2 separate regions of the Homo sapiens genome follow, and region 2 is linked to region 1. A link is a loop called in an ENCODE intact Hi-C map of the cell type or tissue named here. Cell type or tissue: PC-3. All regions are shown on one strand. Links, peaks and the distances in the headings refer to the core of each region. The heading gives the core; the rest is flanking DNA.

Region 1 (16,316 bases), core at 8,257-10,756:
GATCTATGAGCTCACTTGAGCCAGGCATCATATCCCACCAGGGATGGAAGTGTTGGGGGTCTCCTTAGGACTGCTGCCCTTCAAATCTGAAGTAGAAGCTTCAGCAGCCATCACGACCCAGATCCTCAAAGCCCATCTCCTTCATACACCTGTTATGAGTTCAATAACCTGATGAAGATCTGCACAGGGACAGAGAGAATCCAGCAATCACTGTGCTTTCTTAGAGTAACAGTGTGCCAGGAACCATCTTAGGCACTGGGTCAGTGACCAGTGACACTGATACAATTGGGTAGTGATCATTACAACCAGAAGATACAATGGGTTTCTCACCAGGGCCTTTTTCTCCTCCTTTCCTCCTCTATCTCCTAACAACAAATCTGTAAAGGACTAAGAAGAGGCCTGAATTCACACAGGCATTCCTGATCGTGCAGTAACCACAGGGCTATGGGCTTGCACCTGTGTTATCACTGCAGCTTGCAGCAATCCTGCGGGTTGGCATAATTATCCCCATTTTACAGAGGGGGACACTGGGCTCAGAGAGTCCTTACTTGTCTCATCCTCCCACGTCCCACCTTTACATAGAAAGTAGCTCCAGGACACCAGGAGCAGGACACCCCACTCACTGGGGCCAGGAGGGTCCTAGCTCTCTCCCTCATGAAACAGTGAGAGCAACTTGTTTCAAACTGGGAGTGAGGGGACTTAGATCTGGGATCCCTTCGTCTCCCCACATCCCAAGGCACTTCAGCCCCCACTGTGGGGCACTCACACCCTCAGTTGAGTCCCAAACACCTGAAGGCGGGACCCTGCTATTCTCACCAGCCCACAGGGGTCTCTATTAAAAGTCATCAAGGTCACAGTAATGACTTCTGGTTTCTATGGCAACCGTGGTGCTCAGGCTTGTCCTCCACATCAGAAATGCTTCTGCACAGCCCTCTGTCCCCTTGCCTTTCTCAAATAAATAAATAAATAAATAAATAAATAAATAAATAAATAAATAAATAAATAAAAACTTCACTCTTCCACTCTTCAGGCTACCTCCTGAGAAAGCTTACTAATTAGTGGAACTAGCCTCAGACAAGGGTGATTTGTGGAATTCTGCCCAGCTTGGTGAAACAAAGCATCTCCCCATTGGCAGGAATATTGTCTGCTTTAAAAGTGACAGTAGTTGAGTATCATCACTACACAGAGCTGCAGGGAGGTATCCTAGGGGCTCCTGGTGATGAGCTAACCTTCTGAGGATGATGTGTAAAACTTACACAACACACTAAGCAGTTAGCTATCTGTGGCAGAAGACTAAGAGACTGTCTATAATCATGTGTGTAAATGATGTAGGAACACCAAGAAATGTCATTTAAGATATCTCAGTTATTTCAGGGAGGCAGGCCTATAATAATGTAATCATTTAGTAGGCAGAAATCTAGTCAATTGAAACATACATTGGCTCATTTTGGGGAATTCTTATCCACCATTCTTAATATTTTCTTCCATGTGGAGAGACATCGATACCCAAAACACTTCTAGCCTCTTGATACGCTCACTCCTCTATCGCAGGAATGTCTCATCTAGTTGGTGGGTTTGGAAGGAGAAACAGGTTGCACAGCCCAGGTCCTCTCCCTTCAAAACTCTTGGTTGTAATCTTCACTTAACCAAGCATATGTTCTGCTCTGCCCTCAGGGGTGGGGCTTACAATAGGTCCACAGCTCTACTCTCCTGTGTCTCGCTGGCTCCCCAACTATTCCTATAGTCTTGCTTCACAATGCTTGGATCTTTAAGGGGCCCCCAAAAATGCCCTCCAGTTCCAAGTCTGAGTTGTATACCAACTGAGAAATACCACAAAAGAATAAGAAGAACAATAAATTGACTTTATTCCTTATAAAGGTGATACTGGAGAATGTGACATAGATTTGGTGGCACATGGGTTTCCTATGAACAAACCCCAGAATTGGACAGACTTATCCAGTGATACATTGGGACCATCACAAAAAAACAAGGCCTGCATTGCATATCTATCTGCTGTCTGCTGAAGGAGCCCTGTCTATGTGTGCCCAAGGAAAGTGACTTCCTTGTTAAGGGCTATCCCTGTAGCAGGAGAAAATATTTCAGGATACCTTCTTAGAGAAACACTTCTCAAAGTGAATAAATATACCTTGTACTCCTTGCATACTCACCAAGCAACCTGCAGAAGATACAGCTTTCCATATGGCTCAGGGAGCAGTTTATATCAACATTCTCTCAATTTCTTAACACAAGTGATTGCATCAGAGGCTTATCCTATAGAGAGAGATTGGAATTATGTTCTAAATTGCAAGAATAGATAGAAAAGCATATTTTATGAAAACTTCCCTTGAAAATCCCATCAAGAAGGAATTAATGGGATGTTCAGAAATATATACCCACACATAAACTAACACGTAGACTATAGTGAAAATTATAACAAAGCCCCCTGCCAAGCCTTCACAATCTGTGATCTGAGAACAGATCACAGAAAATGAAGAAAAGGTCACCAAAACCATAATGTTTTAGATAACCACTTGTGCTTAACAAAATGTCCCCAAACAATAGCTATTTATTATCTCTCGGGATTCTATGAATTGACTGGGCTTTGCTGGGTGTTTTCTATTCTGTGTGGTGTCTGTCACCTGGGGCTGCAGTCATCAGCACGCTACACTTGCCTGGGACATCCAAGAGAGCTCACTCACATGGATAGCGAATGGTGCTGGCATCTGCTGGGAGCTCAGCTGGGACTGTTGCATGAAGCACCTTGGTTCAACACAGAGCCCTCTGTGAGTAGGGCTGTCAGAAAAAACAGAATACACTCAGTCAAATTTGAATTCCAGATAAACAATGAATAATTTTTTAGTGTAAATGTGATGGTGACTTTATGTGTCAACTTGGCTGGGCCACATTGTTCAAGTATCTCAACATTATTCTGCACATTCCTGCAAGGGTGTTTTTGGATAAGATCAACATTTAAATTGGTGGACTTTGGGAAAAGCAGATTGCCCTCTATAATGTGGGTGGGCCTCATCCAATCAGATGGAGGCCTGAATAGAGCAAAAATCTTAGCTCTTCTAAGCAAAAAAAAAATTCTACTAGCGGATAGCCTTCAGACTTGAACTGTAACACTGGATATTCTCTAGTCTCCAGTCTGCCAGCCCACTCTGCAGATTTTGGACTTTCAGCCTCCATAGTCATGTGAGCCAGTTCTTGAAAATTAATCTCTCTCTCACCATATACGTGTGTGTGTGTGTGTGTGTGTGTGTGTGTATACACATTAGATTGGTTCTGTTTCTCTGGATGTGACATGCAATTTTTTATTTGAATACAACTGGGCATTTTGTATTTTTATTTGCTAAATCTGGAAACCTTAGGAGAAGAGCCTCTAAATATGTAAGTTTAGTGACCATCTGAGATGACCTTCCCAATAAGTCAGGGCAGGTCATGGGACAATGAGCAGATCAGATTAAAAAAAAAAAAAGACAAAAGCTGGTAATACCTAGTGTTGGTGAAATAAAGGAGAAACAGACTTTCATATACACTATTGGTGCCACATCGAGGTATCCATTTTCTGAGGCCCATATTATTACAGCCGAATGACTTGAATGGCCTTTGTACAGAAGTCCTATTTCTACCAACAAGGGGGTTTCAGCTGAGGGTTTAGAAAAGGCTCATCAAGGCGACTCTGATGTGCATGCTGGTTAAGGGGCCCTGGTCGCAGGGGCAGGTCAAATTGACATATGAATTTCCTGCTCCAAAGAGGAAAGATAGCTTCTACTCATGGAGCAGAGTGTTTAGAGGGGCCCAGCTCCAGGTTCTTTATGTTAGTGTCTGGATTAGATCTCATGACAGCCCTGCTAGTGAGGTACCAGTATCCTCTCTTCTTCACGGATGTCTGTGACTACAAAGCACATGCTCCTAACCACAGAGCTGGATGGCAAAGAGGTTGCTCAGCAGGTCCACTACCAGAACTTGCCAGCCTAGGCACCTTGAGTTGCTGGTGGCAGATCTTTAGCATCAGGACATATATTGTTAAGGAGCTTAATATCTGTTCTCCTTGTGTTTACCCTCTGTATTAGTCCGTTTTCACACTGCTATGAAGAACTTCCCTGAGACTAGGTAATTTAAAGGAAAGAGGTTTAATTAACTCACAGTTACACATGGCTGGGTGGGCGTGTGTGGGGGAGCTCAGGAAACTTACAATCATGGAGATATGTGAAGGAGAAGCAAGTACCTTCTTCACAAGGCGGCAAGAAAAGATAGAGTGTGAAGAGGAAAGTGCCAAACACTTATAAAACCATCAGCTCTTGTGAGAACTCACTCACTATCATGAGAACAGCATGGGGGAACCACTCCCATGATCCAATCACCTCCCACCACATTCCTCCCTCAACACCTGGGGATTACAATTCAAGATGAGACTTGGGTGGGGACCCAAAGCCAAACCATATCACCCTCCCTGCATTTCCAGAACAACAACAAAAAAAAGACTTGGGCCTCTTTCCCCCTGTCTCAGGGAAGGTTTATAGCAGGGCTAGAAGCAGAAGCTGTCTGAAGCCAGTGTTTGCTTCATCCTGTGTGAAAACTTAAACTTAAGGAAAGGATTGGACTGCTTGTACTTGGCAGGGAGGGGAAGGGTCCTGAGGACACAGAGAAGGGAGAAGAAGAGAGATTTCTCCAATGCAGGGATGAGGTCAGAGGTCTACAGGTCCCTCCAGGAGTAGGGACCTGAGCATTGCTCCATGTCAATGCGGAGAAGCTCCGTATATGGTTCATCAAGGCTGGGCATTCAGCCATGAGACAGATTCTCCTGTTTGGTTGGAAGGATAGATAGCTCAGGGTCAGGAATGGGGCTGGGGCTGAAGGTAACAAACCAGCTAGGGAAATGGTCAGCTCAGCCCTCAGCAGTAGGGACACATGAGTGATAATGACAGGGGCCTCCCAGGCTGTATCTGGAGGATATGTTTCCACAAATGATTATTTTTGGTCAAAGAGCATGACTATTTTTAGTATATACTGTCTAGTTGAAAGTTAAAATCTCTTTACTAATGAATATCCCAACCAACTACAAGATGAGAGCACCTGTTTCTCTAGATTTGTGCAATAATGGGTTTCCCAACTTTATTAATATTTGCTACTTTTATATCCTATCACTATAATGTTAAAATACTTTTCATTTTTCTCCATTGATATCCACATAAATGGCATATTTCACATGTGCATTTCTAAACACAAACATAACAGTCCTACTTTATGCCTCAGAATATGTCCTGGAATAATTCTAGAGTTTGATGAGAAAACCTGAAAAGTGAGTTTGTATCTATGCTGTGTCCTGTTTACATTGAAATTGTGGAGTCATAAAAATCCTATACACTGCTGCAGGAGGACAAAACGGTACAGAGTATATTTGCAGATATACTCGGCAACATATATGAGAGAAGCAAGCATAGCCCCATCAACTGCTGCCCTCTCAGGTCTGCACTGCAGAGAGTCTCTGGCACGGGTGCAAGAATGGTCATGGCAGCATGGCCAAAATATCAAAACAGCCCCAAAGTCACCTTATTAGAGACATCTCAGAAACAATATTTTTAGAAGAAAAAATTTCAATAAGTGTTTGCTACGGTTTGGATGTTTGTCTCCTCCAAACCTCATGTTGAAATTTGGTCCCCAGTGTTGGAGGTGGAGCCTAACAGGAAGTGTTTGGGTCATGGGGGTAGATCCTTCATGAAAGTCTTGGTGCCAACCTTGCTGTGATGAGTGAGTGCTTGCTCTATTAGTTCCCACAAGAGCTTGTTGTTGAAAAGAGCCCAGCACCTCCCATCTCTTTCCCCTCTCCTGCCATATGATCTCTGCACAAGCCAGCTCCCCTTGGCCTTCCGTCGTGAGTGGTAGCTTCCTGAGAACCTCATCAGAAGCAGATGCCTAATCTTGAACTTTCCAACCATCAAAATTGTTAGCCACATAACAATTTTATTATGTTTTGTTTTGTTTTTTTTCTTTATAAGTTATGCAGCCTCAGATATTCCTTTTTAACAATACTAAACGGACTAAGATAGTAGTATAAAAATATATAGTTTATTCCATTTACCCATCAGGAGAGCAGTGTGAAGAAAATATGGTGAGTCCCATCTCACAGATTATCAAGCTCTGGCTCACAGAGACTAAGATCCTCTACAGATAAGTGGCAGAATGGCAATGAGGTTCCATCTCTTGCCCCCCACCCCCAGCAGCTTCCCATTTGGAAGATGATAATTTTACACTTCCCCAGTATTGTGCCCTAAGGGTACTCACTCAACAGCCCTTCACGTTGAAGAAAAGGACGGTGGAGATGAAATCCTGCCCTTTGGGCCATGAGGCATAGCTGTGGGATCATATGGATTACCAGGTTTCTGAGGTTAACTGTGGGGTGAAATAAAGAAACATGTGGAACAAGAAAGAACAGCGAAGAGAACAGAAAACAGCAGGCCCTCCAGGGATCACCTCTACCTCTCTCTGTCTTTGCTCCTTTCCCCACCCCATTTGTCCCCTGCTCTTTGTGACAGTATGGGATGTAACAGGAATCCAAGGTACTCTGAGAGACGACCGAAAGATGGGAAGACCCAGACCATGAGAAGGGTGAATCAGGCAGCACAAGTCTTGGAGCCTGTGCCCTGGGTGTTGGCTCACCCACCAGGCACTCCATCTCTACCTGCTTCTGTGTGCCTCACCATTACTCTACCACACAGCAATGAAGCTCCCACATAACAGAAATATGCACTTTCTAAGGGAGGCTAGCAGGAGAAGTGACTTACCCCTCAGTCAAGAATGTCCCAGAGTTACTGGTTTGGGTTTGGTGCCAGGATGCAGAGAGATCTCCAGTATCTCTTGCTCCAGTGTCCTGTCCAGCAGACATAGTATAAGGTTTTCATCAAGCCCCTCAGGAGCGCAAAGGAAACATATTTCTGTCATATACAACAGGGTGGGGGGAAAATAGGAGGTAGGAAAAACTATGAAACAGTAAGAAATGGGGTGAGTGATGACTTCATCCCTGTACCCCAAACTCCACTCATGGGGTCCATGACTCAGTTGGATGGAGATGGTAGAACCGCTTTCTTCCCTTCCCCCAGGCCCAGCAGGGTGCTCATTCCACCACATAGAAATGACAGTGACTCACAGTGAAATTAGAAACATGTGTTTTCCTTCTTCTCTCCATATGCTCTCTCGATACAGGAAAAATAGTTACTGTACACTGGAGAAACATGACAAACACCATCCTTAACCAAATGATGAAGGTTAACATCACCAGTGACATCATGCAGGCATCGTATACTCCCAGATATGATGCGACAAGAAGGGCACCGGAACTAGTGGTATTCCTTCTCAAAATCTGTAACCACAGTCAAATCACAAGAGAAGCAACAGACTGAGCCTGTACTCCTCAAGACTGTCAGGGTTATGAAAGTCGTCTGGCAGTTCCTCAGATGAATAAACAGAGATTTACCATATGACCCAGAAATCCCAATCCTAGGTACATAGCCAAGAAAAATGAAAACCTATGTCTACATAAAAACTCGTACATAAACGTATATAACATCATCACTCATAACAGGCAAAAAGCAGAAATCATCTAAATGACCATCAATAGACAGATGGATAAACAAAATGTGGTATATCCTTAGAATAGAATATTATTCAGCCTTTAAAAAATGAATGAATTCTGCTACATGCTACAATACACATGAACCCTAAAAACATCATGCTAAGTGAAAGATGCAAAAGACCAAATACGGCATGATTCCATTTATATGAATGTCCAGGATGAACAAATCCACAGACACACAAAGCATAACTGTGGTTCCAAGAGCTGAGGATAGGTGCAGGTTTAACTGCATTGAAGCACAATGGGAGTTTTGGGGACAATTGAAATTTCTGAAACTCAATTATGGTGATGGTTGTACAACTCTATACATTTAATAAAAATCACCAACCTTAAAATGAATGGGTTCCATTGTCTATAAATAATATTGCAAGAAATTTGTTTAAAAAATATTGGCCAAGGCTTCTATTGTACCACAGGAATGACCAAAATTTTTCATAAAAAGGCCTTGATGCACATGTCTTATATAAACACGAATGTACATAAAGCTGTAGCTGTATCCCAGCCCTGACTCTACGTCCTGTGTTCCTCCAATGACCTTTCCCCCACCCCACATGCTACCTGAAGTCTAATTCAGGTCTGATCATTTTCATGTCTTCCAAATGTTGGGATGGCTTGAGAGTGGGACCACAACAGGGTCCCGGGCCTTCCCTCTGTGACAGGATGCCAGCATTATTACTTTCCTCACCCCTCTCCAAACTTTTTCACATTGTTCCACTTTGGGGAGCCTAAATGGCACAACATTCTGGGTGTCAGCATGACAATACTTATCAAAAGGTTACATAGGTGCATACACTAAGCACCAACAATTTCCTTTTTAAAAGTTTAACTTCAGGATGTAGTGAAGGATGTTGATAAGGGTCTGGTTATAAGGACTGCCATCCTAACAATACCCTCTCTTCACTGCTAGACCTGAATTTAGAAAGGGAGACCAAACAGGATGCAAAACCATGAAGAGGCAGAAGGAAGCAGAGGCAAGTGTGGTTGTCAGCACACACACACTTGCACACATTCACACACACTCCCCCACATTCATGCGCTAATTGGGTTCTATTATCACAATACTAGAATTTTTCTAAGACAGTTTGCTGTGTTCCAAGAGGACACATTCAGCTCAGTGCAAACAGCCACAGGAACTGTGCCCTTCAGCAGAGCACAGACCTTGAAAAGATGCCAGTGTAGATTAAAGGAAATATCAGGACACTCTGAATAACATAGGGTTGTGAAAATTGATTATGTCACATCCATAGGATGGAATTCTAGGAGGCAGTAAAAATAAGTTATAATGAAAACAATGATGAGAGATGATTTCTTGCCTAACCAGTTATCAATAATCAACATTATTTCCAGTGTGTGAGCAGACACTTTCATACCATATTAGTAGGAATATATATGAGTAATAATGTTATCATGTATTGTGTTAATATAAAACTTTATAGATTTCATAATAAAAGAGCATTTTGACAATCTCATAAAGAAATTCTTACAAATACATTTGCATATATGTGAGCAAGGATGTTATGTTTGCTACTGTTTATAATAAAACATGGTAAAGGAACTACATTTTTATCTCAAAGTGAAATAAATGTGGTACCATCCATAAGATGAAACATCCAGTTGATGGCAAAAATAAAAACTAAAATTATGTTGTAAAGTAATTTAAAATGTTATGGTAGACATGTATTTTCATGGAAAAATTGTCATAATAAAGTCAAAGGCAGGTTACAAAGATCATAAGTAGCCAGGATCCATTTTTGCTCATATCCATCTACAGCTATTTTTGCAGAGGACTCAAAGCATACAAATAAAAATAATATTTTTCTTGCTCCCACATAAAGCCTTCTCCTCAGCATAGTGAGAGGCTGCACTTTGTTTGGAGGCCATAAATATTCTTTTAGCCTGGAATTGCTCCATTTTCCATCCAGACTTCCAGAAAACTCCATAGAGTGGGCTTGGGCCAAACTGCTCCTTCCCACCTTCCTGCTCAGACGTAAAAGCTGCAGTTCAGGCTTCTGTCACGAGGGGGCACCAACGTACCTTCATAATCAAACCTCTACAAAGACGTTTACGCAATGAGCGAAAAAATAAAATACCCTCCACTAAAACCCAGTCTATGAACCTATGGACAGAATGATTCTAATTCTTCCAGAAAAAAATTGATAGGTGTAAAAGAACACTGCAAAAACATGTACTCCATGGCGTCTATACAATGAAACACCACGTACGAGGAGCGAGCCTTGGCAGTCCTTAGCAGGCTGGTGTAGCGCAAACCAGGGCAGCGGGAGGTGAGTGGAAGAGAATGGGGGCACTGGAATGGGGTCTGGACGGCTGTGTCCATAGCGTCCCGGAGAGGGCATGCCTGAGAGGAGGTCTGGGAAGCCTGTTCAGGTGTGGGGTAATGGAGAGTGAACAACCTACACCCTGGGAGGGACCACTCTACAGTATGGACACCTCAAACTGCACTAACAAAGGAAGAAATAAATCAATGAATGAGATGTGGATTTAGGGTCAACAGCAAATGGACCTGCTTTAATATACATGTGAATTTTCCAAAGAAAACTTACAGTAAACAAACAATTCCAAGACATTTGCCACTCTTTGAAAAATGTACTCTTTTTCATTAGAAAAAGGAAAATAATAATGGAGTTAGATATCACGTCGGGCCAGAGTCAGGATTGCAGCTCTGAGAGTTTCAGACTAGGGGGTTCATCAACTGGGAGGGACAGATGGAGGTTAGGAGCTTGGCTGAAAACTTCAGTATCAGCCAAAGTTTTCTGGAATTATTCACCTAATGGTAGCAATCTCCCTGTATCTTTCATTTTCCTGTATATCTAAAAGCAAGATTAGTTCTAGACCACCAACCTCTAAATTGAAGGTAAAACTGTACCTGTCAGTGTGTATTTGGAGTAATTTAGCTGGAGGAGACACAGATACAAACACACACACATGTAGAAACACAGTCAATTCGATTTTTATCTATTTTGTTTCACTATAAAATCGAATACATTGAATGTTTTCACAAATTAGTGAATACATGTATACAATTCTTTTGTCAGTCTCTTCATAAGGATTTTTTGTGTTCAAGTTTTTATCAAAATACTCTTCTCCTTAATATAAAGTTTCAAAAAATATGCAAAATTATACTCAAAAATAGGAATTTTATCCTGCATCTCTCACAGACCTGACTCCTGCCCCCTGACCCCAAAAGGTCTGCTGTCCCTAGGATGGCACATACTCTCCAGACGTGTCCCTGTGAGATGCACATAAACGCGTTCACCACCCCCCCCCACACACACACATTGTCTTCTCCAAAAGTGCAATCACAGTTCTCATCTTGTCATTTCCACTTATTATAATTTATCAGGATTTTAAAATATTTGCATCTTATTAGTTCTTGTGGTTTTTGCATATTTAATATGTTTATTGTCCATGTATATACTTATTTGAATTTTCTGTTGAAATCATTGCCAATTGTTTTGTTAATGAGTATGTTTCACAAATCACAGACACCAACCCAACATCTGAGACGTAGTTTGAAAATGTTTTCTCCCCTGTTTTAATACAATGGTTACTGGGTTTTTATCTTTCACTTGGAAAATGTTTTAAATTTCCATAATGGGACTTAATAATTATACATGTCATAATTGAAAAACAAAAAACATTCCAAAACACCTGGGGAGCACGTACTGTCAGCCTGGAGGGAGATTAGAGCATTCAGAAACCTGGAGGCATCAAGAGAAAATGATAAATCTTTAGAGTATTCCAGAGTTAGCTGCTGGTCAGGAGATAACAAAGTTTCTCCTGGATTGCAAAAACTCCCCTAAAGGCAGCACCCTGATCTGAATAATGGTCATAATAATGGGTACCTTGGATAGCAGTTAAGATTAAAGGAGGCTAGTTAAGGTGGTTCATGCCTGTAATCCCAGTGCTTTGGGATACCATGGAGGGAGGATCTCTTGAGGCCAGGAATTCAAGACAAGCCTGGGCAACATAGCAAGACCTTGTCTCTACCAAAAAAAGAAAAAAAAAAAGATTAAAGCAGATAAAATATAAAGTGCATTGGCTTACAGTAGTTCAGTGCATGTTACTTTCCTTCCCTCCAGCTCTCCTCTCCCAAGGCCAACACCTGAGCTTCTGCCTGAGCCCACTCGCCACCTCAGGGATCAGCCAACTCATGTGGCCCTACACCCAGGTCTCTTGGTACAAAGGACAAGATTTCATCTCCTCTGTCATCTTCATCACCCAGAGGGGTTGTGGAGTGGAGGACCCGTGGGGCCACAATAGCAGGGGAGTGGAATTTGGCCATTTTTCAAGCCCTGGAAGCCCATCTTCTAGAAGGGAAGCTGCCCAGGGTCCTCTAGGGAGGGCGAAGGATGGAACCTCATTCCAATCCTGCCACTTACCTGGGGAGATGACTTAGACTCTGTGAGCCTGAGTTAGTCATCTGTGAAATGGGACTGACCATACCATCCTTACAGAGCTGTCCTGAGGGGTTAATGAGAAAACCTGTGGAGAATATATAGCATGGAGTGGGACTTCAATGGCCCTTTAAATGCTGAGACACAGAAGTGGGGGCTGGCTGAGCCTCAGGGCTAAGGCAGGCATTGTAAAAAGTTATTTTTCATTGTTTCTCTCCTAATGAGAACACAGACATCCATATAAGGAAAGCAAATCTCTCTCTGATATGCCTTGAGTTCAAAGTTTTAGAGACAGAATGTTCTCTACATTCTTGGGTGTTTTCTAATCTCATAAAAGCTGTTCAGCATCATGCCTCTGAGCAGACCCAAATCCACTTCCCCATACTCAGAAGGAAAAAAAAATGATAGGGGTAAAAAACAAGACTGTAAAAACATATGCTCCAGGAAATCCATGCCATGAAACACCAGGTAGCTCTAGTGCATCTTGGCAGTCACCAGTCGTCATTGGTCAGTGCAGGGCAGGCAGGAGGTGGCTGAGAGTGGATGGGTCACTGATATAGGACCTGGGCAGCTTGTTCATAGTGTCCAGGAGAGAAGATGACTGAGAGGGGTTGGGAGAAGGCCTGGGAAGCCTGTACAGGGGTGCAGTAATGAAGAATGCAACACCCTGCTCTCTGGGAGGAACCTATCCACTTTATGGACACCTCAACCTACACCGTGGAGGGAAGAGATAAATTAATGAATATGATGTAGATTTGGGGTCAACAGCAAATGGACCTGCTTTAATATGTGAATTTTCCAAATAGAACTGGTGTCAGAGTAAACAAATCACTTCATAACATTTGTTACTCTTAGCAAAATGTACTCCCTTTTCATTAATAAAAGAACAAAAGACATGGAGATAGCTGTGATGCCTCCTGGTAGCCAAAGACAGGATTGCAGCATTGAGAGTCAGACCAGAGGCTCAGCAGGGAAGGGAGAGGGATTGAGGTTGGAAGTTAGCTTCACTATATCAGCCAGAGGTTTTTTTGAATTATTGATCTAATGATAGCAGTCTCCTTGTATTCATCATGTTCTAGGATATATAAAACTCAGATTGGTTGCAGCTCCCATCTGAATTAAAGATAATGCTACATCTGTGAGTGTGTATATGGGGTGACAGAGCTAGAGGACACACACACACACACAGATTCAATTAAATTTTTTATTTCTTTCATAATATAACACAATGAATTCTTTTTCAAATTAATGAAAATATGTGCATATTATCTTTGACAATCAGTTCAAAACTATCTTGTGTTCAAATTTTTATCAAAATATTTGTATTCCCAAATACTGAATTTTAAACAATATATGAGTACATTCATAAATTGAAATTAATCTGCACTCTCACTGGTCCAACTCCCACCCTTTGATTCCAAGGGGTCTACTGTCCCTAGGATGGTGCATACTCTCCAGATGTGCTCCTGTGAGGTGCACATGAACACATTCACACACACACGCGCACACACAAACACACACATATTGTCTGTTCCAAATGTGCAATCACGTCCTCATCTTTTGTATCTTGTTGTTTCCAATTATTATAAATTCTCAGGATTTTAAAATATTTGCATCTCATTAGTTCTTGTGGTTTCTGTGTTTTCTAATATTTATTGTTCACATATATACTTATTTGAATTATCTGTTGAAATTGTTGCCAATCATTTTGTTACTATGTTTCACAAATCACAGACACCAACCCAATATCTGAGATGTAGTTTGAAAATGTTTTCTCCCTTAATACAATTGTTACTGGTTTTTTATTTTTCATTTGGAAAGCATTTTAAATTTCCATAATGAGACTTAAAAAATTATACATGTCATAATTTAAAAAGAAAAAACTTTGGAAAATACCTGGGGAGCCCGTACTGTCAGCCAGGAGGGAGATTAGAGCATTCAGAGACCTGGAGGCATCAAGAGAAAATGATAAAACTTTAGAGTATTCCAGAGTTAGCAGCTGGTCAGGAGATAAAGTTTTCTCCTCGATTCACAAAAACTCCCCTAAAGGCAGCACCCTCATCTGAATAATGGGTACCTTGGATAGCAATTAAGATTCAAGGAGGCCAGGTGAGGTGGTACATGCCTGTAATCCCAGCACTTTGGAAGGCTGATGTGGGAGGATCACTTGAGGTCAGGAATTCAAGACAAGCCTGGGCAACATAGTGAGACACTGTTTCTACCAAAACAGACAAAAACAAAAAGATTAAAGGAGATGAAATATAGAGTGCATTTGCTTTCAGTAGTTCAGTGCATGTTACTTTCCTTCTCTCCTGCTCACCCGTCCCAAGGCCAACACCTGAGCTTCTGACTGAGCCCACTCACCACTTCAGGGATCAGCCAATTCATGCGGCCTAACAACCAGGTCTCTCAGCACAAGGGGCAGGATATCATCTCTCTGTCTTCTTCCTCACCCAGAGGGGCTGTGGAGTGAGGATGCATGAGGCCATAATAGCAGGGCAATGGAATCTGACCGTTTCTCAATCCCTGGATGCCCATCTTTTAAAAGGGAGGCTGCTCAGGGTCCTCTAGGGAGGGTGAGAGATGGAACCTCATTCCAGTCCTGCCACTTTAGGTGGTTTAGACTCTGTGAGTCTGAGCCTGATTATCTGTGAAATTGGACTGACCATACCATCCTTACAGAGCTGTCCTGAGGGGTTAATGAGAAAACCTCTTGAGAGTATATAGCAAGGAGTGGGACTTCAATGGCCCTTTAAATGCTGAGACACAGAAATGGGGGCTGGCTAAGCCTCAAGGCTAAGGCAGGCATTGTGAAAAGTTATTTTTCATTGTTTCTCTCCTAATGAGAACACAGACATCCATATAAGGAAGGCAAATCTCTCTCTGATATGCCTTGAGTTCAAAGTTTTAGAAACAGAATGTTCTCTACATTCTTGGGTGCTTCATAATCTCATAAAAGCTGGCCAACATCAGGCCTTTCAGCAGACCCAGTTCCCAATGCTGGGAACATGGGCATGTTTTTGAACTCACCTGGTGAGCTCAGATATCAATCACAGCAGAGAAGCAAGGTGTGGTATTTGCCTAAGGGCTGCTCCTGACTGCTCAGTATATGAATATATTTGCAGAAAAAAATGTGGCCCCATCCACAGTCATCAGTATAGGGGTCCTCAGATCATGCATTATCCAGCCACAGCACGCCAGAATTTCAGCTGCCTGCTGCCTCCCTGAGAGGTAAAAGTCCAAGAGTTATGAGCATTTCTTTCACACAGTTTTCCCACTTTTAATTACTAATAACTAAATCTGCATTGCACTCAAAGCCCATAGTATTCCAATGGAGGTGTCTCATTAACTCCATAATGAGATGGTAGTAGGGAAATAAATACGTGGGCAACTTCAAGGTTACATCTGAGATTAGAGAGCTCCTTTACATTAGTTTTTGAATGTACTTAAGTTTAAAGGAATTGAAGATTTTAAAATATCCCTCCTTAACCCCTTATTACCCATTCAGCAATAGGATATTTAATTCATTCTCTCTCTGTCTCTCCCTACCCCTCCTTCAAATTCAAGGTACCAAAAACAGTTCTCTACAGTCTCTGTTAACATCGTTCACTTTATTGACTCCTTATCCCCCTACCATGGCTTCTGTTCCTTGATTGCAACGAACAGGCTCTCCAAGATCACAAACCACCTTTTGTCACTAAGTCCAGTGTTTGCATAAATGTGTAACTATATTAAAATACTTAGTATTACTTTTAATGACCTCCTAAAATATGCTCACTGTGCAGACTGCTTTCACTTAACAAATTTGTGACAGCTTCCAGGCTCTGGAGCAACATGTACTGGACACAAATCCAAGCTGACCTACTCCTTAACTGTGTAGTCTTGGGCAAAGTCATTCTCTCTGTCCCTCAGTTTTTCGTCTATAAAACAGAGATTAGCCACAATATCTATCTCGTAAGGGAGCTATGAGCAGTGAATGACTCAATACATATAAAAATCACTTGGTACAAGAAATTTTAGTCAATTTAAAAATTTCTTTAATGTGTCACTGATATTACTATCTTTATAGCCATAACAATATAAGACATAGACTGGTGTTTATTTACAATTAATGACATTTTAGATATTATTGACATTTAGATATTGTTTAGATGTTGTTAGTGAGTATATTAGTTTCCTAGGGTTGCCACAACAAATTACCACAAAATTTGTGGCTTTAAACAGCAGAAATTTATTTTCTTACAGTTATGGAGACCAGAAGCCTG
Region 2 (15,810 bases), core at 13,311-15,810, 240 kb after region 1:
TCCAGAGTAGCTGGGACTACAGGCGCCTGCCACCATGCCCGGCTAATTTTTTTTGTATTTTTTAGTAGAGACGGGGTTTCACCGTGTTAACCAGAATGGTCTTGATCTCCTGACCTTGTGATCCGCCCCCCTCAGCCTCCCAAAGTGCTGGGATTACAGGCGTTGAGCCACCGCGCCCTGCCGAAAAAAAATTTTTTTTAAGAGTCAGTGTCTCACTCTATTGCCCAGGTGACAGTGCAGTGGCATGCTCCTAGCTCATGGCAGTTTTAAACTCCTGGGATCAAGCAGTCCTGCTTCAGACTCTTCAAGTAGCTAGGACTAGAAGTGCGTACCACCATGCCTGGCTACAGAGACACTAAAACAAACAAACAAACAAACAAACAAAACAAAACAAAAACAAAAAACTTTGGTTAACCCAGGCTTCCCCAAATATATTTGCCTGCAGATTTTTTTTTTTTTTTTTTTTTTTTTTTTTTTTTTTTTTTTAACATTAGACCTTTCACCATCCAGTGGAGATGACAATCTCTGGTCATGCTTTGGGAAACTCCACTCTCCTTCCAGTGAGGGGCTCTAGTAACATTTGTCACTGCCTTAAAAATGTTTCAATTTGATGTCAATTAATACTTTTTTTTTTTTTTTTTTGAGACAAGGTCTGTCTCTGTTGCCCAGGCTGGAGTGCAGTGGCATGATCTCAGCTCACTGCAACCTACACCTCCTGGGCGCAAGCCATCCTCCCCCTTAGCCTCCCGAGTAGCTGGGACTACAGGTACGCACCATCATACCTGGCAAATTTTTGTATTTTTTGTAGAGACAGGGTTTTGCCATGTTGCCCAGGCTGGTCTTGAACTTGTGAGCTCAAGCAATCCACCCACCTTGGCCTCCCAAAGTGCTGGGATTACAGGCATGAACCACTGGGCCTGGCAATACTTTCTTTCCTATTCATTAGCTCCTATTTGGAGAAGAAGTTGAGGGAGGTTCTCTTTAAAAATAGAGACTGTATCATCAGGGCTGCTGGGGAAAGGGAAAGAGACATTGTATCTTTGTTGGAATTTGGGCTTTCTAAGAGGAGGAGTAGAAACTATGCTGGTGGTTATGGTGGTTGTGGGATGAACAACAGGATGGATGTCCAGATGGACCAAGTCAGCCCTCTATTGTAATTCCTGGATGAAAGCTTGAAGGACCTAATCTCAAGAACACCAATGATCCTACTGTCCTCCTATATATATGAACAGAGATGGGAGGATGTTCTCTGGTTATTTAATAAAGGCCAGCCACAAACAAGGCACCATACTAGGTTTCATGCGCGTCCATGTGAAATCACCAAACAGGCTTTGTGTGAGCAATAAAGCTTTTTAATCACCTGGGTGCAGGCAGGCTGAATCCGAAAAGAGTCAGATAAGGGAGATAGGGGTGGGGCTGTTTTATAGGATTTTGGTAGGTAGTGGAAAATTACAGTCAAAGGGGGTTGTTCTCTGGCTGGCTGGGGTGGGGGTCACAAGGTGCTCAGTGGGGGAGCTTTTGAGTCAGGATGAGCCAGGAGAAGGAATTTCACAAGGTAATGTCACCAGTTAAGGCAGGAACTGGCCATTTTCACTTCTTTTGTGATTCTTTACTTGCTTCAGGCCATCTGGATGTATATATGCAGGCTTGGGCTCAGAGATCTGACATTCCTGTCTTCTTATATTGATAAGAAAAATAAAATAAAATAGTGTTGAAGTGTTGGGGCAGCAATAACTTTTGGGGGGTGGTATGGAGATATAATGGGCGATGTTTCTCAGGGCTGCTTCAAGCGGGATTAGGGGAGGCGTGGGAACCTAGAGTGGGAGAGATTAAGCTGAAGGAAGATTTTGTGATAAGGGGTGATATTGTGGGGTTGTTAGAAGAAACACTTGTTGTATAGAATGATTGGTGATGGCCTGGGTGCGGTTTTGTATGAATTGAAAAACTAAACGGAAGACACAAGGTCCGAATAAGAGGAGAAAAACAGGTATTAAAGGACTAACAATTGGGAGGACCCAGGACATCCAATTAGAGAGTGCCCAAGGAGGTTCAGCATAGCCCTGCCAGTAAAGATTATTTATTTACTTTAAGAGGGAGTTAAGAGTGGTGGGCGGTTTGGGGATAGCACCAGGAGATATCAGCTGTGATGGCTTGGAGAAACAGTGTAAACCGGCAGTGTAAACAAGAGCAGGGCATGTATGAGTAGTTGAGAACGGTGAATAGGATTATGACTAGACAGAAGATAGTAGGGATGACAAGTTTTTGGGGCACAGCCCAAGTTGGGCTGGTGTCTGGAATGAGACGGGGGCCTAATAAAAAGGAGTGTCTATACAGGAGCTCAAATGGGCTGTAACCTGTAGCATTCCGAGGACAGGCCCGAATTTTGAGAAGGGAAAGTGGTAAAAGTATTGTCTAGTCATTTTTTAGTTGGTGGCTGAGCTTGGTGAGGTGCGTTTTTAAAAGACCATTAGTCCATTCTACCTTTTCTGAAGATTGAGGATGGTAAGAGGTATGAGGGTTTCACTGAATACCAAGAGCCTGAGAAACTGCTTGGGTGATTTAACTAGTAAAGGCCGGTCCGTTATTGGACTGTATAGAGGTGGGAAGGCCAAACCAAGGAATTATGTCTTACAGAAAGGAAGAAATGACCGCAGTAGCCTTTTCAGACCCTGTGGGAAAGGCCTCTACCCACCCAGACCAAGAGGTATTTTAGTTTCCTGACTCGAGGCATGTGAGTAAAGTCAATTTGCCAGTCCTGGGCAGGGGCAAATCCCCGAGCTTGATGTGTAGGGAAGGGAGGGGGCCTGAACAATCCCTGAGGAGTAGTAGAATAGCAGATGGAACACTGAGAAGTGATTTCCTTGAGGATAGATTTCCACGGTGGAAAGGAAATGAGAGGTTCTAAGAGGCGGGCTAGTGGCTTGTAACCTACATGGAAGAGGCTATGAAATGACGACAGAATAGAATCGGCCTGTGAGGCTGGAAGGAGATATTTTCTTTTTTTTTCTTTTTGTTTTTTTTTTTTTAAATAAGAGAGATTTTATTTTATTTATTTATTTTTTTGAGACAGAGTCTTGCTCCTGTAACCCATGCTGGAGTGCAGTGGCATGATCTTGGCTCACTGCAACCTCAGCCTACTGAGTTCAAGGGATTCTCCTGTCTCAGCCTCCTGAGTAGCTGGGATTACAGGCACCCACCAGGAAGGAGATATTTTCCTTGGTTCAAGAACCATTTGCCTTGTGTGGGAAGAGATTGATAGGTGGAAGTTTCAGTAGGGGAGTAGGTAGGAGTGACCGATGAGAAGGAGAAAAACTGGCCTTGAGGGACGAAGTTGTACTCTAGCTGCTTTTTTAGCTACCTTATCAGCATAAGCGTTGCCCTGAGCGATGGGATCTGACGCCTTTTGACGGCCCTTGCAGTGAATGACTCCAGCTTCCTTTGGAAGTAAAGCAGCCTTGAGAAGAGTTTTTATTAAAGAGGAATTAATGATGGAGGACCCTTGCGTAGTGAGGAAACCTCTTTCTGCCCTTATAACAGCATGGTGGTGCAGAATATAGAAGGCATATTTAGAGTCAGTATAAATATTGATGCGTAGTCCTTTTGCAAGAGTGAGGGCTCTAGTTAAGGCAATGAGTTCGGCTTGCTGAGAGGTAGTGGAGGGGGGCAGAAAGTATGTGCATCTGGTGTGAGGAAGAAAATAGATTTTGGAAGTTATGAGAACTGTAGAGAGTGAGTTGAGCACAGTTTGTGATTTTGAGGGCCTCTAAAAGTATTAAAACAGAGGCAGCTGCCGCATGCAGACATGAGGGCTAGGCTAAAACAGTAAGCTCAAGTTGTTTGGATAAAAAGGCCACAGGGAGCGGTCCCAGTCCTTGTGTAAGAATTTCGACCACACAGCCCTGCACTTCGGCTGTGTGTAATGAAAAAGGGTTGGGATGAGTCAGGGAGAGCTAGTGTGGAAGCATTCTCTAATGCTGTCTTCAAGGAACGGAAAGAGGAGTGGGAAAAGGATTTAGGATCTATGGCATCAGCTAGGTTTTCTTTTGTGAGTTTACATAATGGTTTTGTTAGGATGGCAAAACCAGGTATCCAAAGGTAAAAGTATCCAACCATGCCCAGGAAGGAAAGGAGTTGTTGTTTTGTAGAAGGGGTTGGGGTTTGAGAGATCAGTTGGACAGGATCGGCAGGGAGAGCACCTGTGTTTTTATGAAGAATTATGCCGAGATAGGTAACAGATTAAGAAATTCGGGCTTGACTGAAGTAATGGGGGCTGTCTGTGAAGCCTTGTGGCAGTACAGCCCAGGTAATTTGCCGAGCCTGATGGTGTCAGGGTCAGTCCAAGTGAAAGCGAAGACAGGCTGGGATGAAGGGTGCAAAGGAATAGTAAAGAAAGCATGTTTGCCACACAGAACAGAATAATGGGTTGTGGAGGGAGGTATTGAGGATAGGAGAGTATATGGGTTTGGCACCATGGGGTGGATAGGCAAGATAATTTGGTTGATAAGGTGCAGATCCTGAACTAACCTGTAAGACTTGTCTGGTTTTTGGATAGGTAAAATGGGGGGATTGTAAGGAGAGTTTATAGGCTTTAAAAGGCCACACTGTAACAGGCAAGTGATAACAGGCTTTACTCCTTTTAAAGGCTGCTGTGGGATGGGATATTGGCGTTGAGTTGGGTAAGGGTGATTAGGTTTTAATGGAATGATAAGGGGTGCATGATCGGTCACCATGGATGGAGTAGAGGTGTCCTATACTTGTGGATTAAGGTGGTGAGATACAAGGGGAGGATGTGAAGGAGTGTTTGAACTGGGGAAAAGGGTGGCAATGAGGTGTGGCTGTAGCCTAGGAATAGTCAGGGAAGCAGATAATTTAGTTAAAATGTCTCAGCCTAATAAGGGAACTGGGCAGGTGGGGATAACTAAAAAGGAGTGCATAAAAGAATATTGTCCAAGTTGGCACCAGAGTTGGGGAGTTTTAAGAGGTTTAGAAGCCTGGCCATCAATAACCATAACAGTCATGGGGCAAGGGAAATAGGCCCTTGAAAAGAAGGTAATGTGGAGTGGGTAGCCTCCGTATTGATTAAGAAGGGGACGGACTTACCCTCCACTGTAAGAGTTACCCAAAGCGTATGTGATGGTCCAGGAAGCTTCTGAGGTGATTGGGCAGCATCAATCTTCAGCCGCTAAGCTGAGATGATCTGGGAAGGAGTCAGTCAGAGAGCGTTGGGCCAGAGTTCCAGTGGCTCTGGGAGTGGCTGCCGGGTGAGTTGGAGAGTCCAATTTCCAGTGGGTACCTGCACAGATGGGGCACAGCTTAGGAGGAATCCTGGGCTGTGGGCATTCCTTGGCCCAGTGGCCAGATTTCCAGCACTTGAAGCAAGTTCCTGGTGGAGGTGGTCCTGGAGGAATGCCTGGCCACTGCGGTTTATGTGTTTGGAAGTTCCTGTGTGCTGGAGATGTGGCTGGGGTTTCTCCCACACTGGAGGCAAGGAATTGCAACTCAGAAATATGTTGCTACTTGGCTGCCTCTACTCTATTATTGTACACCTTGAAGGTGAGGTTAATTAAGTCCTGTTGTGGGGTTTGAGGGCTGGAATTTAATTTTTGGAGTTTTATTTAATGTTGGGAGCGGATTGGGTAATAACATGTATATTGAGAATAAGACGGCCCTTGACCTTTTAGGGTCTAGGGCTGTAAAGCGTCTCAGGGTTGCTGCCAGATGAGCCATGAACTGGGCTGGGTTTTTATATTTGATGAAAAAGAGCCTAAACGCTAACTGATTTTGGAGAGGTTGGATAAAGAAAAAGGAGCATTAACCTTGACTATGCCTGTAGTTCCAGCTACCATTTTAAGAGGAAATTGCTGGGCTGGTGGGGGAGGGCACATAACGAAACTGTAAGCTGGACTGGGTGTGAGGAGGGGAGGTGATCAAAAGATTATAGAGTGGGGGAGCAGAGCTGAGGAAGAATTGGGACCTGGCTTGGCCTGGTGAGGAGCAGCCTGGGGAGGAGGGCAGAGGTCAGATGGGTCCATAAAAAAGGAAGATTGGAAAGACTCAGCAACACTTGGGGTTGGGACTGAGGGGACAGGCAGGAGGGAAAGAAGGAAGATTTGGGAGGAGCTGCATTGGGAACAGAGACTAGGGACGGACCGATGTGTAAAAGAATGCCTGTATGTCAGGCACCTCAGACCGTTTGCCCATTTTATGACAAGAATTATCTAGATCTTGTAGGATGGAAAAATCGAAAGTGCCGTTTTCTTGCTATTTGGAACCACTGTCGAGTTTGTACTGGGGTTAAGCAGCATTGCAGAAGAAAATAAGGCATTTAGGTTTTAGGTCAGGTGTGAGTTGAAGAGGTTTTAAGTTCTTGAGAACACAGGCTAAGGGAGAAGAAGGAGGAATGGAGGGTGGAAGCCTGCCTATAGTGAAGGAGGCAAGTCCAGAGAAAAGAGAAGGTAGAGACATGGAGAGAAGGGGTGGGGGATGCTTGCCCCCCAGGAAAGTGGAGAAGGGGTGGGGGGTGCTTGCCCCCCAGGAAAGTAGAGAGAAAAGAGAGGGTAGAGACACAGAGAGAAAGGGTGGGGGGTGCTTGACCCCCAAAAAGTGGTGCTTGCCACTAAGGGTGAAGGATCAAGGCAGGCGTCCCCATGGTGATCAGACACCTCTGAAATGTGGGTGAATAATCAAGCAGGCGTCCCCACAGTAATTAAACACCAAGGGAAGACTTTCTTTCCGAGTCCGTGACTGGAGCCGGCGTTTTGGGTTCACGGATAAAACGCATCTCCTCTGTCTCTACCAGAAAAGGAAAGAAACTGAAAATAAGAGAAGGGAGAAATTGAAGTGTGGCACCAAGATTGAAAGGAGAAAGAGGTTGAGGGATAGTGAGAGAGGTTGGAGAAGAGAGTAAAGAGAGGCTGCTTACCGGATATAAAATTGGTGAGATGTTCCTTGGGCTGGTTGGCCTGAGGACCAGAGGTTGTAGGTGGATCTTTCTCATGGAGTAAAGAGCAGGAGGACAGGGGATTGATCTTCCAAGGGAGGTCCCCCGATTCGAGTCATGGCACCAAATTTCAGATGCGTCTGTATGAAGAGACCACCAAACAGGCTTTGTGTGAGCAATAAAGCTTTCTAATCACCTGGCTGCCGGCGGGCTGTGTCCGAAAAGAGAGTCAGAGAAGGGAGACAGGGGTGGGGCTGTTTTACAGGATTTGGGTAGGTAGTGGAAAATTACAGTCAAAGGGGGTTGTTCTCTGGCTGGCTGGGGTGGGGGTCACAAGGTGCTCAGTGGGGGAGCTTTTGAGCCAGGATGAGCCAGGAGAAGGAATTTCACAAGGTAATGTCACCAGTTAAGGGAGGAACCAGCCATTTTCACTTCTTTTGTGATTCTTCACTTGCTTCAGGCCATCTGGACGTATACGTGCAGGCTTGGGCTCAGAGGCCTAACACTAGGCTAGGGCTTTGTGGGGAGAGGATGTCTTGTGCTTATAGCTCCTACATGTGGGCTCTGTCCAGCACACATCTCTACCCCTAGCAGCCACAGTGCCCTTGAGGGAAGGTTCTGAGTACAATCTCGGACAGCCCATAGCAGCCACTGACTCAGCTGATTCTCAGGAAAAAGGCACTGAATCTGACACAGTTTGGAACCTGGCAGCCCCTTCTCAAAACTCCAGACCCTCCTCCTTGGTCCCATCTCATTAGCTTCCTCGGTTTCCTGCCTGGCCCAGGGAAGGAGTCACTCTCATGACACTGTGAACCAAAAGTATCTGAGAGAGATCTCAATAAATTTAGAAAGTTTATTTTGCCAAGTTTAAGTTCGTGCCTGTGACACAGCCTTAGGAGTTCTGACAACATGTTTTCAAGGTGGTTGGGGCACAGCTTGATTTTATACTACATTTTAGGGAGACATGAGATATCAATCAATATACGTAAGATGTACATTGGTTCAGTCCAGAAAGGCCGGGCTACTCGAAGTCAAAGAAGGGGGCTTCTAGGTCATAGGTAGATAAAAGAAAAATGGTTGCATTCTTTTGAGTCTCTGATTAGTCTTTCACTGAATACACAATTTACATGTGAGAGGTGGATAGAGGAGTAATCACTTATGCCTTAGTCTGGCTTTGTGAATCTGCATTTTTACATAAACAATAAGGCAGAGGACGTGATCAGATATGCATTTGTCTCAGGTGAGCGGAGCTATAACTTTGAGTTCTGTCTGTTTTCTGGTACCTATGAAGATAAGCTATCAGTTTACATTGCCAGGGTGAAATTAAACAGAGCTCTTTTAGGGTAAAGATCTTGAATCCCACAAGAAATTTCCTTGTGACAAATTATGAGGGAGGTATGTAGCTTTTTATCTTTGTAGCTATCTTACTTAGGAATAAAATGGGAGGCAGGTTTGCTTGACATAATTCCCAGCTTGACTCTTCCCCGGGCTTAGTGACTTTGGGGTCCTGAGATTTATTTTCCTTTCACAACACCTTAGAGCAGCTTTAGCTCTACTTTTACTGATACAAGCTACCAACTGCTCAGCAAGCCACCCAAAATGAATGCATAATTCAAAAAAGGGAAAAGGCACACTCCCTTGTTCCCCTAAGACACATTTCAGATAGCTGTCCCTAAGCCCCTGCTGCATAAAATGCCTAAAACTTTGTTGCCCTCCTCCTTCCCTACTTTGTTCCTCTCCTCCTTCCCTTTCTCTCACCTCCCCAGCCCTGGAGACCTTCTTGTCTGGTCTTTATCCTAGAGCTGACATGCCTAGGTCAATGAATGCTTACATTTTTTTTTTTTTTTTTTTTGAGACGGAGTCTTGCTCTGTCGCCCAGGCTGGAGTGCAGTGGTGCGATCCCAGCTCACTGCAAAGTCTGCCTCCCAGGTTCAAGCAATTCTCTGCCTCAGCCTCCTAAGTAGCTGGGATTACAGGCACCCGCCACCACGCCTGGCTAATTTTTGTATTTTTAGTAGAGATGGGGTTTCACCATGTTGGCCAGGATGGTCTCAAACTCCTGACCTCGTGATCCACCCGCCTCAGCCTCCCAAAGTGCTGGGATTACAGGAGTGAGCCACTGCCCCCGACCCGAATGCTTACAGTTTTCATCTAAGGTCTCTTATGCCTGTGCTTCATGCCCACATCCGCCAGCATATCTACCCTCTGCCCCCAGGAGTATTTCTTTTAGCATCTCAACACTTGGTCCCACATGAGAAGGAAACAAGAGAAGGCAGGAGACAGTCTCAGTAGGGGAGGCTGAGGTAAGCTTCCCAGAGTAGAAGCCATATGTTATACCCCTTCTGAACCCCTTCCTGCTCCTCTTGTGTCCAGCACATGGTGGGCAGGAGGCTGATGGCAGTAAGAATCCACTCCATCTTTGCTGGATGACTGATGGTGATTTTCCACTGTCAGCACTAAACAGTCAGAAGCTCTGCAGAGGCAGCTTGGGCCCCTTTCTTCACGCTCTCTTGAAACTCCTGTGCTGAGCTAGCAGCAGCCTCACCATAGCCTGCCAAGTTCTCAGCTCTGTTAGGGCCAGCCTGGAAGGGACCTGAAGAAAAAGATTCTGCCTGTTTTTGTTCTGTGCAGATATGGTCGGGGTGATTCTAGTAACCAGGCACAGCTCCAGACACACACACACACACACACACACACACACACACACACACACACACAGAGTTAAATGAGCAACTATAGTGTGCCAGGTAAATGAGAGCAAAGTGGCCAGGGATAATCATGGAAGGGATGATATGCCAATATGTCAACTAATAGTAAGATGCAGACTGTTGGAAAATGAAATTTTCTTTAGAGAAATAGCCAGGAATGTAATAGAATCCCCCTTTAAGCACTCTTTTAAGGGCAGTGTGGCACACTGCAAAAAGCAAGTCCTAGTTCTTGTATGGTTTCTCAGCTGACTAGCTGATCAGTCTTGGGAATGTTAAATTCTGAGCCTCACTTTTATTATCTGTAAAATGGGGGTGACCATCATTTCTTTCTTGTGGGATAAAAGTGAGATAATAAATTGCAGTAAGGGAGAGTGCACACTATGAGGAATCGGGGAACCTCAGTAAGACAGTGTTAGGAATGACTTATAGGATTTGGATTTAAGTGATTTTGGGGAGGGTCTAAGGAAGTGGGGCTTTACTCTTGATTGGATGCTGTCAGGAAGCAGGGTAGTTCTATAATTGGGTATTTCAATAAGTGCTATCTATAAGGACGGATGATTAGAGCAAAGATAAAGATGTAATTAAAGAAGAAGCAGCCATTCATATTCCCCAGAATAGAGGGAAGTTTGATCACGTTTATGGTTTAAACACTGTTTATGTTTTATCTGTGTTCAGATCTGATTACACAGTGGTGTTGTTATGTCTTGATCCATCATGGTCACGGAGTGGCCTTGTCTGATGTTGATATTCTGTGAAATTGTTTAGCAGTAGAACAGTAAGTCCCAACTGATAGGGCCAGGCCAGGTCCTAGCTGACAGGGGGCTGCTTGTTTCTTTCTTAGTGCCTCCCTTATAGCCAAGGGCCGACAAAGTCAAGCTGCAGATAATTAATCAATGATATACAGGTTTTCACCATTGCCAAGATTTTGCTGATCAGGAGGTTGTTTAGAGAATGTAATCTGGGCCTGCATGGTGACTCACGCCTGTAATCCCAGCATTTTGGAAGGCCGAGGCGGGCAGATTGCTTGAGCTCAGGAGTTTGAGACCAGCCTGGGCAACATGACGAAAACTCATCTCTACAAAAATACAAAAAATTAGCCAAGCGTGGTGGCTTGTGCCTGTAGTCTCAGCCACTTGGGAGGCTGGGGTGGGAGGATCACATGGGATCCGTAGGCAGAGGTTGCAGTGAGCTGAGATCACGCCACTGCACTCCAGCCTAGGTGACAGAGTGAGACCCTGTCTTGGGGAAAAAAAAAAAAGAGGTTGTAATTTGTAGTAGGACTAGAATAAGTCTGTTCTGCTCATTATGTTGCAGGATGAGCCTTTTCAGATTCTGAGCCCTTTCAGAATTCTCAGAAATCTTGAGGAAGACACTGGACTTCCCTGGTAAGGGGTAACATGGAACTTGAACCAATTATATTTGAACTGGAATGGACAGGATGACACTCTGCTGACATTTGGCTTACTTGTGCACTTAGGGCAGGGCAAGCACAGCATAGGTGCTCAATGTTAGTTTTGTCTGAATTTTCATTTTGTTAACGCCTGTAATATTCCTTCCAGAGGAGGCTGTAAGCTCTCTCAGAACAAGGGTTGCATCCGGAAACCATCTCATTTCTCTGTTTTCCCCTCGATGTCTGGCAAAGTGCTAGATACAGGATAAGAAGAGAAAAGAAAAGACAAAGGTCTGCAACTAAGTAATTTTTTTTTTTTTTGAGAGAGGGTCTCACTTTTTTGCCCAGGCTGGAGTGCAGTGGCACAATGAGGGCTCACTGCAACCTTGACCTCTCGGGCTCAAGTGATCCTCCCACATCAGCTTCTGAGTAGCTGGGACTACAGGCATGCACCATGACGCCCAGCTAATCTTTAAATTTTTTGTAGAGACGGGGGTCTCACTATGTTGCCCAGGTTGGTCTTGAACTCCTGGCCTCAAGTGATCCTCCTCCCTTAGGCTTCCCAAAGTGTTGGGATTACAGGTGTGAGCCACTGTGCCTGGTGGCCTCTAAGTATTAACAGGGAATTGCCATTTACTGTGCTATGTCCCAGGCTGAGGGGGGATATGAACCCAATTTGGCTACCTACAAAGCCTAAACTCCTAACCATTATGGATTATGTATCCTGCTTCAGGACCCATCTCATCTTGCCTTGCCCCAGATGATCCTCCCCAGAACAAAGCATGACTGGGGTGCCCAGGGCAGGCTCACAAGATGAAGAGATTGAGGGCTGAGATGCAGAGAAGAAGGTGTGTCCATAGGGAACATGATTTCCTGTGTGAGATTTCCCTAGCCATTCTCGTGGCTCACACCCCAAAAGCCAGCTTGTCTTGCCACAGCAGACTGCCCTTGCCTGTAGGGCTGCCGGATTCACTAATAAAAATACAAGGCATTCAGTTAAATTAGACTTTCAGACAAACAATGAGCAATTTCTCAGTATAAGTATGACCCATCCAGTATTTCGGATATACTTAAATGATTATTCATTGTTTATCTGAAAGTCAAATTTAATTGAGTTGAGCATCATGTATTTTATCTGACAACCCTACTTGCCTGGGCGTGATATTTCAAAGAGCAGAGGAATGGGGGGCTTTGGGGACTTCCCATTTAGTGATTTCAGCAAGGGGAACCTAACACCTGCTTTTGTTGTTGGCAGCCCTTGAGGCAACTGCTTCAAGCACAATGCTTAAGGCAGTGTTCCAGTGCTGGTGTAGGCTGACCAACTTGTTTTGGTTTTCCCAGGCCGTACCCATTTTTAGCACTGAAAGTCCCACATCTTGGGATCTCTTCGTTCCTGGCAAACCGGGATGATTGGTGATTGGTCACCCTAGTGATAGACATACCCAGAGGTGCTGGTGGAGATGTTAGAAGACAACAAATACACAAAGAAACTGCTAGGTGTGTCTCAAAGAGTCTCAACATTTCTTCAAAGCACATATCCTTGGCTCCATTTTAAAGATAGGCAGGTTCAGGGGAAGTATAGGAATCCTGGATCTGAAAGGTGTTGGTTCTAGAGATCACTAAAGTTCAGCCTCTATTTTTTAAATGCTTATCAAACATTTGCAGAGATACTCTGTCACCCCATCTGGTGATTATTATTATTATTGTTATTATACTTGAGCATAGGCACTATGGTAAGAATTTTATGTTCAGTATCTTGTGTAATCTTTTTTTTTTTTTTTTTTTGAGATCTGTCGGAGCGCAGTGGCACCATCTCGCCTCACTGTAACCTCTGCCTTCCAGGTTCAAGCACTTCTTGTGCCTCAACCTCCCGAGCAGCTGGAATTACAGGCATGCACCACCATGCCTGGCTAATTTTTATAGTTTTAGTAGAGACAGGGTTTCACCATGTTGACTAGTTACTGACTAATTTGGAACCCCACTGATCCTACAAACTGCCGGAAGTTTGCCTCTGCCCTGGGTTTCAAATAGCGGCCTCCTACTTAACCTGAGAAGTGTAGAAGGTTGAAAACTTGGGCTACAGCAGCCCGAAGCCTGTCCATCCTCCCCCAGCCCCCGGCTGTTGTTGCTCAGGGCAAAGGCTCTCTATTCACACATTTTTTCACAGCAGAACAACCTCCCAAGCAACTTCCAAGCAATAAGAGTCTGGAGACAGGCATTCTCTAGAGATGGCTCTGGTCTTTGCTTGCTAGGTGCCATTGGGAAAATTGTCTCAGTATCCCATCAGTCAAATTGAACAAATAACATTGGTTCCCCAGAAATAATACTAGTTTTATTTCTACTTTGCTCAGAAATCACATCAAACAAGCATCCTCCCTGCAGGGGCAACCCTGCAAAAGCTGGCCAAGTTTTTATGTTGGTGGAGGTGGGTTCTGTGGACAGCTTGTTTCTTCACATTGCTAGTAGCTATGTGGTGCTCCTCAGGCATTCTTTAGCTGAGATTTTTCATGTGATTATTTTGGCTTCCAGGCTACTCTTTACTCCATCCCAAGCCACGGGCATCTCCCCCTCACAAATACACCCCATGGCCTGCCCCTATCCATCCTCCCATTGTTCCTTGAACCTTCAGGAAAGGCAGAAGATCACCCTCCACTCTCTACCCCTGTCTGCCAGCTCAAAGTATGTGACATCTCTGGCCCTCAGCCCTCGGTTCTCTTGGCCAGAAAGGCATAGTCTAGCCAATCGGCATGAAGTTGGGTGTGGAAAGTTCTAGCCACAGTACATAGGACATAATATACTGCCTGCCTGCCAGCCAGCCAGTCTTCTATGCCAGGGCTAGGAAAGCTGCCTTCCAAAATTTGGTCTGGGAAGACATTATCCTGGGAATGAGAAGCAAAGCCTCAGCTCTAGAAGCCCAAATAATAGCAGATGACCCAGGCTTTCACTGGTACGCGCTTCTCTCTTCCCCTTTATGTTCTTCTCTGTGCTCAGGGAGAAGTTGGCCACTAGATTGGGCACTTGATCCCTTATCTAGTTTTTCCTGGGAGAAATTCACTGGACTTCTCTGAGTTTTAGAGTTCAGTCTACACAATGAAGCAAGGAGAACCCACTTGATCTGTGGCCTTCAATAATCTGATACTATGGGATCATAGAGCAGAGAGTGGAGGTAATATTCAAGTGTTTTCGAGTTATTTGCAAGAAAGCTGCACAGTCAAACCAAGCCATGATCAAGGGGGCCCAGATTCTCTGAGGTACCATCAGAATTGCATGAAGCAAACTGTTTACGAGTTTTATACAATCCTGCATTGTTCCCACAGGCACCCAGTACAGGCAGCAGGCTGCACCAAGAAGGCTGGCAGTGCCTCTTGAGGAATCCCTTGGCAGTGCAGGAGCCTAGCTGGACTCAAGAATATTTTGCCAAGGGCACCCAGCAGAACCAATGGAAGCAGAATCACAGAAATAGGTGGGGGTATGTAGATAAAAATGGGCTCTGGAGGACCTGGGAAGATACCCTATGAGGTCTGTAGGGAGCCCTCAGGAAAGGTCTGCTGACGAGGTACTGAGGCAGAGTGTCGGGATGTACAGAGCAATGAGAACACACTAGATTCTAGGGAGTTGGGAACCTTAAGGCACTGGGATGAGTGAGACACGGTCACCTGGCTGGGTCCCTTTTCTGGCCCTGGGCATAAGAACAAGCATAAGAACAAGGCGAAGACAGGGAATGTGGAGAGAGAAAAAGGAAACAGAGACAGACACATAGAGAGAAACAGAGACAGAGACAGGTAACAGAGACAAAGAGATTGAGACTTGGGGAGAGGATAGAATGAATATTAAGGCAATGGAGATGGAAGAAAGGAGAAGAGAAATGTGTGTTAAGGGAATGTGGTTGATAAATTGGTATCTGTGGGTTTATTGGGAACACATATTTTCTTTCCAGTAGAGTTGCTGTCCCCAGAGCTGCTGCTGAGAACTCAGGGGAAGCTTTGTGAGAGGGCTCAGTCTGAGTGATGTCCCCTGTGTGGAGAGCTGTCTCATCTATTCGAGCTGTGAAGGATCATTTGCCTCATCCTCTAAATCTGAACTCCCAAAGTTTGGGCTCACTCCTGCCATCTGATGAGCTGAGGAGACACATTTGGCGATTTCTTGCTCTTGGTCCTCCCCCTTCTCCAGGGCCATTCCGACAGTGACCATCCAGAAGTTTATTGCTGGCTCAATCCTACAGTTGAGCTTCCAAAGCAGGCATAGTCTGTGGCTGGCGAGCAGGGCTGGGGAGGGCGAGGGGCTCTAGGACCCTTTTCCATCAGTCACATGGCCTTAGTCTCGTCTGCTCTGGAAAGCTACTATTATACCGTTTTGCAAGGGGCAGCATTTCCAGAGATCCTTTTTTCTTGGGGCTGATACAAGAGCAAAGGATCTAGAGTTCTAGTACTCTAAGCAAGCCTCAAACGGTGCAGGATTTGGCCCCAGTGGGCCCACAGGGGCATCTGCCAAAGACTCGTCCATTTCCTAACAGCAGAGCCCAAGCCAGTAACATGTCCAAAGTCACAGCCCAAAGAGAAAACTGTAAGACACAATCTTGCCTTTCTCCCACCCCAGGAAGGTACTAGTCTCTGCTCAGTATCTCCCTCCTCTTCTCTCCTCTCCCAAGGCAAAATCACAGGAAAAGTTCCAGGAGACCATACCTTCCTTCTCCGGAGTCTTCCAACAGGTGCCCCTCTTATTATATGCCAGCCAGTTGTTTTAAAGGCCATCCATGGGAGGACACCGGCCTC

Evidence for each region. Peaks named below come from ENCODE experiments on the same cell type or tissue, not always from the same donor. Only the 100,000 strongest peaks of a DNase experiment are listed, where the experiment ranks them.
Region 2: it touches region 1 in a loop (16-fold over the local background); 20 of 110 quality-filtered maps call a loop at or near these places.

What each region holds. Positions count from the first base shown.
Region 1 is chrX:103,523,960-103,540,275 of GRCh38, forward strand. It overlaps LINC02589 (long intergenic non-protein coding RNA 2589), which reads right to left. Exons shown (of 6, transcript NR_131237.1): 2 at 15,082-15,275; 3 at 14,177-14,269; 4 at 13,948-13,997; 5 at 7,151-7,225; 6 at 6,808-6,938. Among named protein-coding and RNA genes, the nearest start is that of RAB40A, 13 kb to the left of the region's middle. RefSeq lists an enhancer at 9,708-9,777. In PC-3, for the core only: a CTCF peak has its summit at 9,653 (motif pointing right); a DNase peak (open chromatin) is centred at 9,662; H3K4me3 peaks cover 485 bases.
Region 2 is chrX:103,759,862-103,775,671 of GRCh38, forward strand. No RefSeq gene overlaps it. Among named protein-coding and RNA genes, the nearest start is that of PLP1, 9.1 kb to the right of the region's middle. RefSeq lists enhancers at 6,030-6,681, 7,334-7,985. In PC-3, for the core only: CTCF peaks have their summits at 14,426 and 14,625; a DNase peak (open chromatin) is centred at 14,390.